Linked DNA regions of Homo sapiens: region 2 is linked to region 1. A link is an interaction called in ENCODE POLR2A ChIA-PET data of the cell type or tissue named here. Cell type or tissue: CD4-positive, alpha-beta T cell. All regions are shown on one strand. Links, peaks and the distances in the headings refer to the core of each region. The heading gives the core; the rest is flanking DNA.

What was found. Peaks named below come from ENCODE experiments on the same cell type or tissue, not always from the same donor. Only the 100,000 strongest peaks of a DNase experiment are listed, where the experiment ranks them.
Region 2: POLR2A ChIA-PET joins it to region 1 with 5 read pairs; 2 of 35 experiments call an interaction of 5 or more read pairs at or near these places.

Annotation. Positions count from the first base shown.
Region 1 is chr1:40,229,606-40,234,980 of GRCh38, forward strand. RLF (RLF zinc finger) reads left to right here. Exons shown (of 8, transcript NM_012421.4): 7 at 1,912-2,053. Among named protein-coding and RNA genes, the nearest start is that of TMCO2, 16 kb to the right of the region's middle. In CD4-positive, alpha-beta T cell, for the core only: no CTCF peak of the experiment used is centred there; a DNase peak (open chromatin) is centred at 2,986.
Region 2 is chr1:40,873,605-40,878,979 of GRCh38, forward strand. No RefSeq gene overlaps it. Among named protein-coding and RNA genes, the nearest start is that of CITED4, 14 kb to the left of the region's middle. RefSeq lists an enhancer at 1,719-2,918 and a silencer at 2,867-3,038. In CD4-positive, alpha-beta T cell, for the core only: no CTCF peak of the experiment used is centred there; DNase peaks (open chromatin) are centred at 2,277 and 4,377.

The DNA.
Region 1 (5,375 bases), core at 196-5,195:
CACCACACCCAGCTAATTTTTGTATTTTTAGTAGAGACGGGGTTTCACCATGTTGGCCAGGCTGGTCTCGAACTCCTGACCTTGTGATCCACCTGCCTTGGCCTCCCAAAGTGCTGTGATTACAGCCATGAGACACCACGCCCGGCCAGTCATTTATCTTTTGAGACACCATATATTCATTTCAATCTTTGAAGCGAGTTTTATAACTACTTAAAAATTTCACCTTATGCCGGGCACGGTGGCTCATGCCTGTAATCCCAGAACTCTGGGAGGCCGAGGCAGGCAGATCACCTGAGGTTGGGAGTTAGAGACCAGCCTGACCAACATGGAGAAACCCCATCTCTACTAAAAATACAAAATTATCCAGGCGTGGTGGCACATGCCTGTAATCCCAGCTACTTGGGAGGCTGAGGCAGGAGCATTGCTTAAACCTGGGAGGTGGAGGTTGCGGTGAGCCAAGATGGTGCCATTGCACTCCAGCCTGGGCAACAAGAGCAAAGCTCCGTCTCAAAAAAAAAAAAAAGAAGAAAAGAAAATCACCTTACAAGAGCCCCAGTTCCCTCTTTAGAAATATAAGAAAATAAATTCCGTTAAATATATTTACTTTAAATTACATGTTTTCATTTCTTAAGCTTTGGATTTGTAGCCAACTTTCTGGGAGACAGTCTGTGTTAATAGCAATATAGGATATCAGTGTTTTTAAATTGGCTTATGAAAAAGTACAGATTTTTAAATGAAAATTATTTAATCAGTATCCATTGATTTACTTAAAAGAGCCACATGTATTAAGTGATAGCATTCTTTTTAGTTTAGTGTTTTTTTTGTTTGTTTGTTTTGTTTTTTTGAGATGGAGTCTTGCTCTGTCGCCTAGGCTGGAGTGCAGTGGCGCTATCTCAGCTCACTGCAACCTCCACCTCCCAGGTTCAAGCGATTCTCCTGTTCTCAGCCTCCCAAGTAGCTGGGATTACAGGCATCCACCACCACACTCAGCTAAGTTTTATATTTGTAGTAGAGATGAGGTTTCACCATGTTGGCCAGCCTGGTTTCGAACTCCTGACCTCAAGTGATCTGCCCCCCTTCACCTCCCAAAATGCTAGGATTACAGGCATGAGCCACCCGCCATGCCCGGCCTCTTTTTAGTTTTGCTATTAGAAGTGATAACATTCTTTTTAGTTTCACTATTAGCTTTCCTTGCATTCACATTTTACATTCTCTCATTAGCATTTCTATCCTTGGCATTGTTGAGTTTCTAATGCTTTTTTGCGTGAGTGTTTTACCCATTAAATGTTTTTGTTTAATTTATTATTTTCAAGCTTTCCTTTTGTTTCCATAATGAATCTTTGTGAGATTCCTGTATTTTAGCCATTTCCAAAAAGTGCCATTTTACTTATTTCACTGGAAGTATTTAACCATTCCAAACTACAGGCTCTAAGTAGCATCCTGACATTTTAGATCTGGAAAGGGCCCTTTAAGATCACTGTATAGAAGTGTACCATTAGAGTGTCTTTGTTGTATATATATTTCGTTGTTAATTTAGTGATGGCTGATTATTTCTGCCCATTAGGACAGGGCTTAATTCAATCAGTATATTAATCACCAGTGTGAAGGATAAAACCTTTTAGAACAACATGGGATCTAAATAAGTTTTTTTTAAATGCCACTGTTAAGGAGGTAGTGTTTTGTTTTTATTTTTCCCCCTAAACACAAGAGAGAAGTCAGGGAATTGTTACGGAGGATTCTTAACAATTTTATCAGTTTGGGAGAAAGCAGTGGTGAATATAGACAGCTTTTAATCTAGTTTTTGTTTTCTCTACTGTCAGCTTTCTACAGATCAAAAAATTGGGTTGCCGGGGGCAGGGCAGCAAATACCAGTTACTTTAAATGTTTTACCATGATCTTCTTTTTTTATAGGGAACTGACTCTTTTTTGGAGTAAACTGCAAAGAAGAATTGACCCTTCTTTAGATACTTTTTTGGAGCGCTGTCGTCAGTTTGGTGTCATAGCTAAAACGCAGCAGCATTTATTTTGCCTCATTAGAGTTATACAAACTGAAGTGAGTACTTTATGCCTTCTCTGCTAACTGTAGCTGGAGGAAAGAAATGAGTGGGAAGATAACTTCTCAGGAAATTCCCTTTAAAGGAAGATAAGAAATAATGAGTTTTAATAAGATTAATGGAATTGACCACATCTGACTGTTTCTCCAGATTGACTTCCTATAATTAATCAGAAACAAATTGATGGTCAAACAAGTTAGGTGATATTTATTTCTAATTACTGTGAATGAAGTTGTGTCTCCTGTCACGTTAAGAACATTTTAAGAGGCCAGGCACGGTGGCTCAAGCCTGTAATCCCAGCACTTTGGGAGGCCAAGGCGGGTGGATTACTTGAGCTCAGGAGTTCGAGACCAGCCTGGCCAACCTGGTGAAACCCCGTCTCTACTAAAAATACAAAAATTAGCCGGGCATGGTGGCGGGCGCCTGTAATCCCAGCTACTTTGGAGGCTGAGGCAGGAGAATCGCTTGAACAGGGAAGGCGGAGGTTGTGGTGAGCCAAGATTGCACTGCTGCACTCCAGCCTAGGTGACAGAGTGAGACTTGGTCTTTTTTTTTTTAAAAAAAAAAAAAAGAACATTTCAAGGTAACTATAGAACTTGCCTGTTTAAACAATTACTTTATAATTGGCCATTAGAACATTTTGTTTTGTTTAAATCTTTAATAAAGGTACTAATTTTCTATTGTTGAATAACATCACAAAAATTAATACTTAAAACAATGTCCGTTTTTATCAGTTCAGTTTTGTAAATCAGAAATCCAGCACAATGTGGCAGGATTCTCTTCTAAGATTATCATATTGGCTAAAATGTAGTTTGCCAGGCTAAGTTCTATCAGAGGCTCTGTGGAAAATCCACTTCAAAGCTTATTCTTATCGACAGGTTTCAGTTCCTGTGGTTGTAGGACTAAGGTTTCTGTTTTCTGGCTGGCTGCCAATCAGGGTCTGTTCTCAGGTGCTAGAAGCTACACTCAGTCTTTACCTCTGTTTTCAAGCAGCAAGGGTGCAACAAGTTGGTGCTTGAAACCTGACATCCTCCATCTCTGACTTTAGTTTTCAGTTTTTGGTTGAGACAGGTCTCGCTCTGTCACCCAGGCTGTAGTGCAGTGGTGCGATCATAGCTCATTACAGCTTCAAACTCCTTGGCTCAAGCAATCCTCCCGTCTCAGCCTCCAGAGTAGCTGAGATTGCAGGCGTGTGCCACTATACCTGGCTTTTTCTTTTTTGGCGGGGAGCAGTGGTAGATACAGGGTCTTGCTTTGTTGCCCAGACTGGTTCTGAACTCCTGGCCTCAAGCAATTCTCCCACCTCAGCCTTCCAAAGTGCTGGGATTATAGGTGTAAGCTGCCCCACCTGCTTGAACTTGGGAGGCAGAGGTGGCAGTGAGCCGAGATCACACCATTGCACTCCAGCCTGGGCGACAGAGTGAGACTCTGTCTCAAAAAAAAAAAAAAAAGCAAAGATTGAATGACTTGGCTATATCCTATGTGCGCTTGCAACAGTATGCCAAGTCACTCTTGATCCCTCACCTTCCTAGTTTAAGACCCACCAATTTCTTCAAAATTCAGCTCCACATTGCATATCCTGATTCACATTTATTCACTACTCCTTTCAGTAACTTTTTGGCATATCTGTTCAGAATATATAATAGTATTTCTGGTTACTTTTCTTTGAAAAATGTTGTTAGTGATTTTTCAAATGTTACCATCCCAGCCAGATTAGGCTGTTTAAGAAAGAATGGCCATTCTTTGCTGTCCACCTCACAGTCTTCCAAAAGGAGTTAGTAACTTGTTGAGAAACTGAATTATTTTAAAATTTAGCTGACTTTCCCCAAGTCCTCTCTGCTCTTACTTACAAATGATAAACTTCTATCACATCATCCTAATAAGTCAAGAGACCCATGGTCTAGTCCTGTGGAGCCACTAAAGCAACATGGCCTGTTTTACTTGGACTACATTCCAAATGAGAGGGAGAAACTTCTATATTCTTTAGGCCACTACTGTTGTGGGAAGTCTGCCACTCACAACAGAACCAGATCCTAGCTGATACAGGCTAGGTAATGCCTCTCTTTCAAAAAAGCTAGAGTCTCAGCTCGTCTGAAAGGTAGGGAGTTATCTCAATTGATTGTTCACAGTCAGTTACAGACTGAACTCTGTTCTACTCTTTCCCCCTTCTCACTATTACACTTGACTAGTTTTAAAGAAAAAAAAGTTGGAGTCTCAGTTTGCAAGGGATTCTACACTCACTCACTCCCTTTTCACCTACCAGTCCACATCTCTTCTACTCTTCAGGCCAAATATCTTCTTTTTTTTGAGACGGAGTCTCACTCTGTTGCCCAGGCTGGCATGCAGTGGCGTGATCTCAGCTCACTGCAACCTCCGCTTCCCAGGTTCAAGGGATTCTGATGCCTCAGCCTCCCAAGTAGCTGGGGCTTTGGGCCTGCATCACCATGCCTGGCTAATTTTTTGTATTTTTATTAGAAATGGGGTTTTGCCATGTTGGCCCTGCTGGTCTTAAACTCCATGCCTCAAGTGATGTGCCTGCCTCGGCCTCCCAAAGTGCTGGGATTACAGGTGTGAGCCACTGTGCCCGGCCTAAATGCTTTTAAGTCCTTGCTCCTCTGCTCACTAGTTAGTGACATTGGGCAACTTAACGTTCTGAGTGTTGGGGGTTTTTTGTCTATAAAATGAGGATAATACGTGCAAAAAAGTTTATTTCAAATAAGTGCCTAGGCTGTAGTAGGGGTTCTGTAAATCAATGACAGTGATTTCTTTGTGTTCCCAGCATTTAGAATGAATGATGCCCAACACAGAATTAAATGCCTGGCAAATTGTTTACTGATTTAAACAGTGGAATTTACTCCATTATTTTACATTGTATTCTGTTAAATAGTTACAATGTGCCAGCGTTATTATTTCATCTTTATAACCTTAGGAGGAAAATCTGTTATTAACATTACTGTTATCATTTTACCAATAAGGAAACTGAAGTTTAGAGGTTGAGAACTTGTCACTTGTTGTGAAGCTGGGGTTCAAAGGCAGTCAAAGTCTGATTCTAAAGTCTCTGCTCATAGCAGTGCGTTTTAAGCCACTCTGACATATCTTGCTTTTCTTTGCTCATGTCATTTTTGTATTTTATTTCAGCCTCTCAGATAAAAAGAGTTATCTTGTATGTACCAAGCTTTTATCACATATGACCAGGTCTTCCTAATTTTAAACTAGTTTCTGAGAACCTGCTGCCATAGCAAGATTTCTGATTTCTGTTTTTTCCCTGGAAAGCTGAGATTCAGTACACCTGTGACGGTGACTATAAATTACCAGATTCTT
Region 2 (5,375 bases), core at 75-5,074, 640 kb after region 1:
ATGATGTGAATGTACAGAGTGATGTTCAGGAAGTACCAGTAGCTGGGTGAGGCCGGAAAAATGGGTGCTGAGAGAGGGAGAGATCAGTCCTGAAGGGTGAAGACCCTTGAAAGTCAGGACTCAGAACATTGAAAATCATCTGTGCAGAGCTTTCTGTGTCATCTCACTGCAACAAGGAGAAATGGCAGGAGGTGTTTCTCCCATTTTACAGAAAGGAATTGATGTTCAGAGAGGCTTAGTTTGGCTAATGTTGCCTCGCTAGCAAGTGGCAAGAGTGGGACTTGAACTGGGGTCTTTTAACCTCATGCCCTACACTTGCCTGCTCAAGCAAGCGATTGTCAGCCTGCCTCTGTGGGTAGGGAGGGACAACGGAAGCATTCCAAGCGGGAAAGGGATGCTCCTTCTACGGAACTTTTGCCAGTGGAAAGTATGGAATGGATTTGAGGTGACTTGCTAGGGCATGGCAGTGAACCCATTCATTCATTCATTCATTCATTCATTTTTGGAAGCCCTGAGGCTGGAGGGCGGTGAGCTGAGCATTGACCATCAAGCAGGTAGGCACGGGTCAGATTGTTGGGGCACCAAGTCAAGAGTTTGGGTTGTGTCACGAATGGGATGGTAAGCCACTGGAGCCAGGAGGTCACCCTGCATGACCCCAAACCCTGTGACCCTGTGGAAGAGGGAGATTAGGAAAGGCAGGAGGGGCTCAACCAGCTGCAATGGAGTCACATGTAAAGGAGGCAGGGGCATTAAGTTCTAAAATCAGCAGGTAAGGCAAAAGTCATATGCAGTCCTTAAGAACTCAGTAAGGAGGCTGGGTGGTGCAGTGCCTCATGTCTATAATCCCAGCACTATGGGAGGCTGAGGTGGGTGGATCACTTGAGGTCAGGAGTTGGTGACCAGCCAGGCCAACATGGAGAAACCCCATTTCTACTAAAAATTAAAAAAAAAAAAAATAGCCAGGTGTAGTGGCATGTGCCTGTAGTCCCAGCTACTTGGGAGGCTGAGGCAGGAGAATTGCTTGAACCCAGGAGGTGGAGGCTGCAGTGAGCCAAGATCATGCCACTGGGTGACAGAGCAAGAGTCCGTCTCAAAAAAAAAAAATTCAGTAAGGAGCTTATTACATTTTTGTGAATTCAATCCTTATAGTAATAGGTATGTTTTTATATATGCTACATGGTAATATGCAGTATATGGAAAATGCATATATTTACACTATATACAAAGTGTATAATTTAATATTGCTTTTTTTTTTTTTTTTTGAGACAGGGTCTTGCTCTGTCACCCAGGCTGGAGTAATGGCACAGTCATATGCCAAGTGGAAAAATCATATGCCAATGGCACAAGTTGCAGCCTTGAACTTCTGGGCTCAAGCCATCCTCCTGCCTCAGCCTCTGGAGTACCTGGGACTACAGGCATGCGCCACCCACCACATCCAGCTTTTTTTTTTTTCCTTCCTTCCTTCTTTCCTTCCTTCCTTCCTTTCTTTTCTTTCTTTTCTTTCTTTTTCTTTTTCTTTTTTTTTGTAATAGAGATGAGGTCTTGCTATGTTGTCCAGGCTGATCTCAAATTCCCAAACTCAAGCAATTTTCCTGCCTCGGCCCTCTAATATTGCATTTAAACACATAAAAGAGAGAAAAATGAGTTGGCTTGTGCCTATAAAGTTGTTTGTGTGATTTATAATGTAAGTACACCGAGACTCCCCAGAATGGATGCTGTTGCTGCCCTGTCCAGATCCCCTTTCCCAGCTGCCATGATGTAGACTACTAACAGTCACAGCTGCCCGCTTCTTTTGAGAATTGTTCTCAGCCAAATAGAAGCTTCCCATCTCCCCCACCCTAGTCCTTGACAGTCCTGGGAAGAAACTAGTAAGGGGTATAAAAGGCTGGTCCTCTTGCCTCAATGTGAGACTGACTCTGTGGAGTAATTGGCTGGGACCTGTTCATCTTTCCTCCTTCCTTTCTCTCTCTCTCTTTTAAAAATTATTATTATTATTTTTAGATACAGGATCTCACTATATTGACCAGGCTGGTTTTGAACTCCTGACCTCAAGCAATCCTCCTGCTTCAGCCTCCCAAAGTGCTGGGATTACAGGTGTGAGCCACTGCATCTGGCCAGATGATGACCTTGACCTCTGATTGCTGCCACATAACTGGAACTCAGAGACCTTCTTGCACATCTGTGGAAAGGGGAGTTTGCTTTGAACTGCATTTCCTCACCAGCGTCACCCATTCCTTAAGAGTCAGGTTGATAAACGAGTCAATGCTGAGCCCAAACCAGGCAGGATTAATCATTTCCTCCTCCACATTGCTGCTGCTGCTGCTGCTGCATCCTGTGTCTGAGTCATTTCCTCATCTTTAATAGCTAACATGATGCCCAGTACAAAATAGGTATGGGGGAATATTTACTGAATGAATGTCATTGAATCTGACACCGTTGGATGTTGGATCCACTCAGTCCACTTGGCCACAGTTTAAGCAGCGTGAGGGTAGAGCCAAGTTTTTTTGTTTGTTTGTTTGTTTGTTTGTTTTTAGAGACACTATGCAAATAGGTAGAGCTAAGTTTTACTCTTTGGTGTGGGAAGGGCAGGATGGTGCAGTGCAAGAGCATGAGCTCTGCAGACACTCAGGAATCCTGTGCTTGAATTCCAACTCTGTGCCTCTGGGTCTTGAAATTTTAGGCAAATTATTTCTCTTGGAACCTGTTTCCTCATCTGTAAAATGGGGGTGATATCAACAAGAGTTATGTGCCAGGCAATTAGGAGGATTAAATGAGATAATGCAACTAAAATTTCCATCATTGGCCTAACACAAAGTAGGAGCTTGGTAAATATTAATTTTCTCTATTCTGGTATTCCCATAGGACCTGGAACATGGCAGACAGTCAGTAAGTGCTGGGTCACCTTCAGGCCACCCTGGACCATCCAGCTCTAGCTAAGCCATCAGCTGACTACAACTACATGAATGAACCCAGGAGATAAGAGCAGAAGAATCACCTAGCTGAGCCCAGCCAAACTGCAGCATATAGTATCATGAGCTAATAAACAATTCCTGCTTTAAGCCCTAAGCCCTAACAATTTGAAGTCCTTGTTACACAGCAAATACTGTTGCAAACAATGACGTTTTAAGAAGAGCTGGGATCGAGCTGGTATTTAGGAGCAACTGAAACCAGGACTCTCTTGTTCTGTCTCATGTCTTTCCTATTTTCTGCACGTTATCTTCCCTCTCTTTCATAGCACATTGATTTTCTTCATGGTGCAGAGAAAAAGGTTGAGTTTTATAGCTTGCATCTTCAAGATAATGGAGAAAAACTGATTCTGTTTTCTGCATCTCAGATCTAAAAATCCCTGGGAAAAGACTCATTGGCCCAGCTTAGGTCAAGCCTCCCCTTGGACCAATCAACTGGTAATGGAGTAGGGAGGGCACTCCATCACAACACACACGTTAGATGACATATGAGCAAAACTATCCCAGGCACTGTTTTAAGGCTTAACATGTGTTAACTGACTTCATCCTCATAATACAACAATCCCATCAGAGCTATTATTGTCTCTGTTTTGAAGTGAGGAAACTGAAAACAAGCCACAGAGAGGTGAAGTAACTTGCCCAAGACTACACAGCTAAAAAGAGGTGCAGCCAGGACTTACACCACAGCTATCTGACTCCAGAATCCACCCACTTAATGACCACAGTGGTCTGCCTCTCATATTGAGTTCCTGGGGGGTTCCAATAGATTGAGGGGTGGGCAGGATGGAGGCACTCCAAGGAAATATCTGGAATGCTAACTCAGAGAAGGTAAGCCTCTGGGGGCCCTTGATCTCACTGTCTTCAGGCCTCTAAATGACTCTCACTAGGCAATGGCAGTGGAAGGTTCTGGATCACCTCAGAAAACAAATCTAGGATCAGTGGGTGGACACCACTGGAAAGTGGGTTTCAATTCGATGGTAGGAATTTCTTCAGAGTCAGGGATATTAGTGCTCAAAGTCACACAACAAGCTGAACTGGGGTTTAAACTTATGCCTGAAGGAGTGCTGAGGCTTTGCTGTTAACCACTGTGCCCCATCTTCGTTTCCTTCTCAAAATGAGGAAAAGAATATTGGTGGAGGTGAGGCAGGGAGACACAGGGCCTACATCTACCCACATTTCATTAAAGGCCTGCTGTTTCCCAGCAGATGGAGGCTGCTTATGTGATCATCTCCAGTTACCCCGTGGGTTTGCCCCGCCCCCTTGGCTGGTGTGTAAATTCCCTGTGGGGAGAGTCATGTGCCCTCTTAAATGCCCAGTCTTATGCTGTCCTGGCTGGGGCCTGTGGGATGGGGGAGCTGGGAGGACGCTTCCTGTAGTTCCTCAGGTGCCTCCCAGCATGGCTTAGACTTTGGGGGCAGGGTTGGACCAGGCAGGAAGGGGCAGCTGGGGGTTTCCTCTGGGTGCGACAGCCTGGCTCTTGCTGGGCTGGAAGCCAAGCCTGGGAAGGAATTTCCCAGTCCTGTCTGAATTCTGTTTTCTCTTTTTATTTTATTTTTTTAGAGACAGAGTCTCCCTCTGTCACCCAGGCTGGAGTGCAGTGATGCGGTCATAGCTCACTATAACCTCAAACTTTTGGGCTCAAGTGACTCTCACCCCTTAGTCTCAAGAGTGGCTGGGACTACAGGAGAGTGCCCCCATGCCCTGCTAATTATTATTTTTATTTTTATATTTTTTGTAGTGACGAGGGTCTCACTTTGTTGCCCAGGCTAGACTCAAACTCCTGGCCTCAAGTGATCCCTCCACCATAGCTTCCCAAAACCCTGGGATTAGAGACAAACCTGAGCCACTGTGCCTGGCCTGAATTCTGTTTTCTTTGTGGAGGGAGGGAGAATAGTGTGAGAAGATGAATCCTGTTCCTCACCTCCCCAGCAACTAGCCTTAAGGTAGAAGAGGAGAATTGGGGTAGTCTTTATTTGGGAGGAGGAAGCAGCACTTTCTCATAAGGCATCAGGGTTTGGTGCTTCTCTGCTAGGAAAAGAATAATACTCTCACACCCCCAAAGCTAATAGGTGCCCAGGGAAGTCTTGGCTTAGTTGGGTGACCGTGCTGAGAAATAGAAATATAAATGTGGGCCAGACGCAGTGGCTCACGCTTGTAATCCTAGCACTTTCCGATGCCGAGGCAGGCGGATCTTAAGCCCAGGAGTTCGAGACCAGCCTGGACAATATAGCGAAACCCTATCTCTAGTAAAAAACCAAAACAAAACAAAAAAACAAAAATTAGCTGGGTGTGGTGGTACATGCCTGTAATCCCAGCTACTCAGGTCACTGAGGGATGAGAATCATTTGAACCTGGGAGGCGGAGGTTGCAGTGAGTCGAAAGTATACCATTGCACTCCAGCCTAGGCTG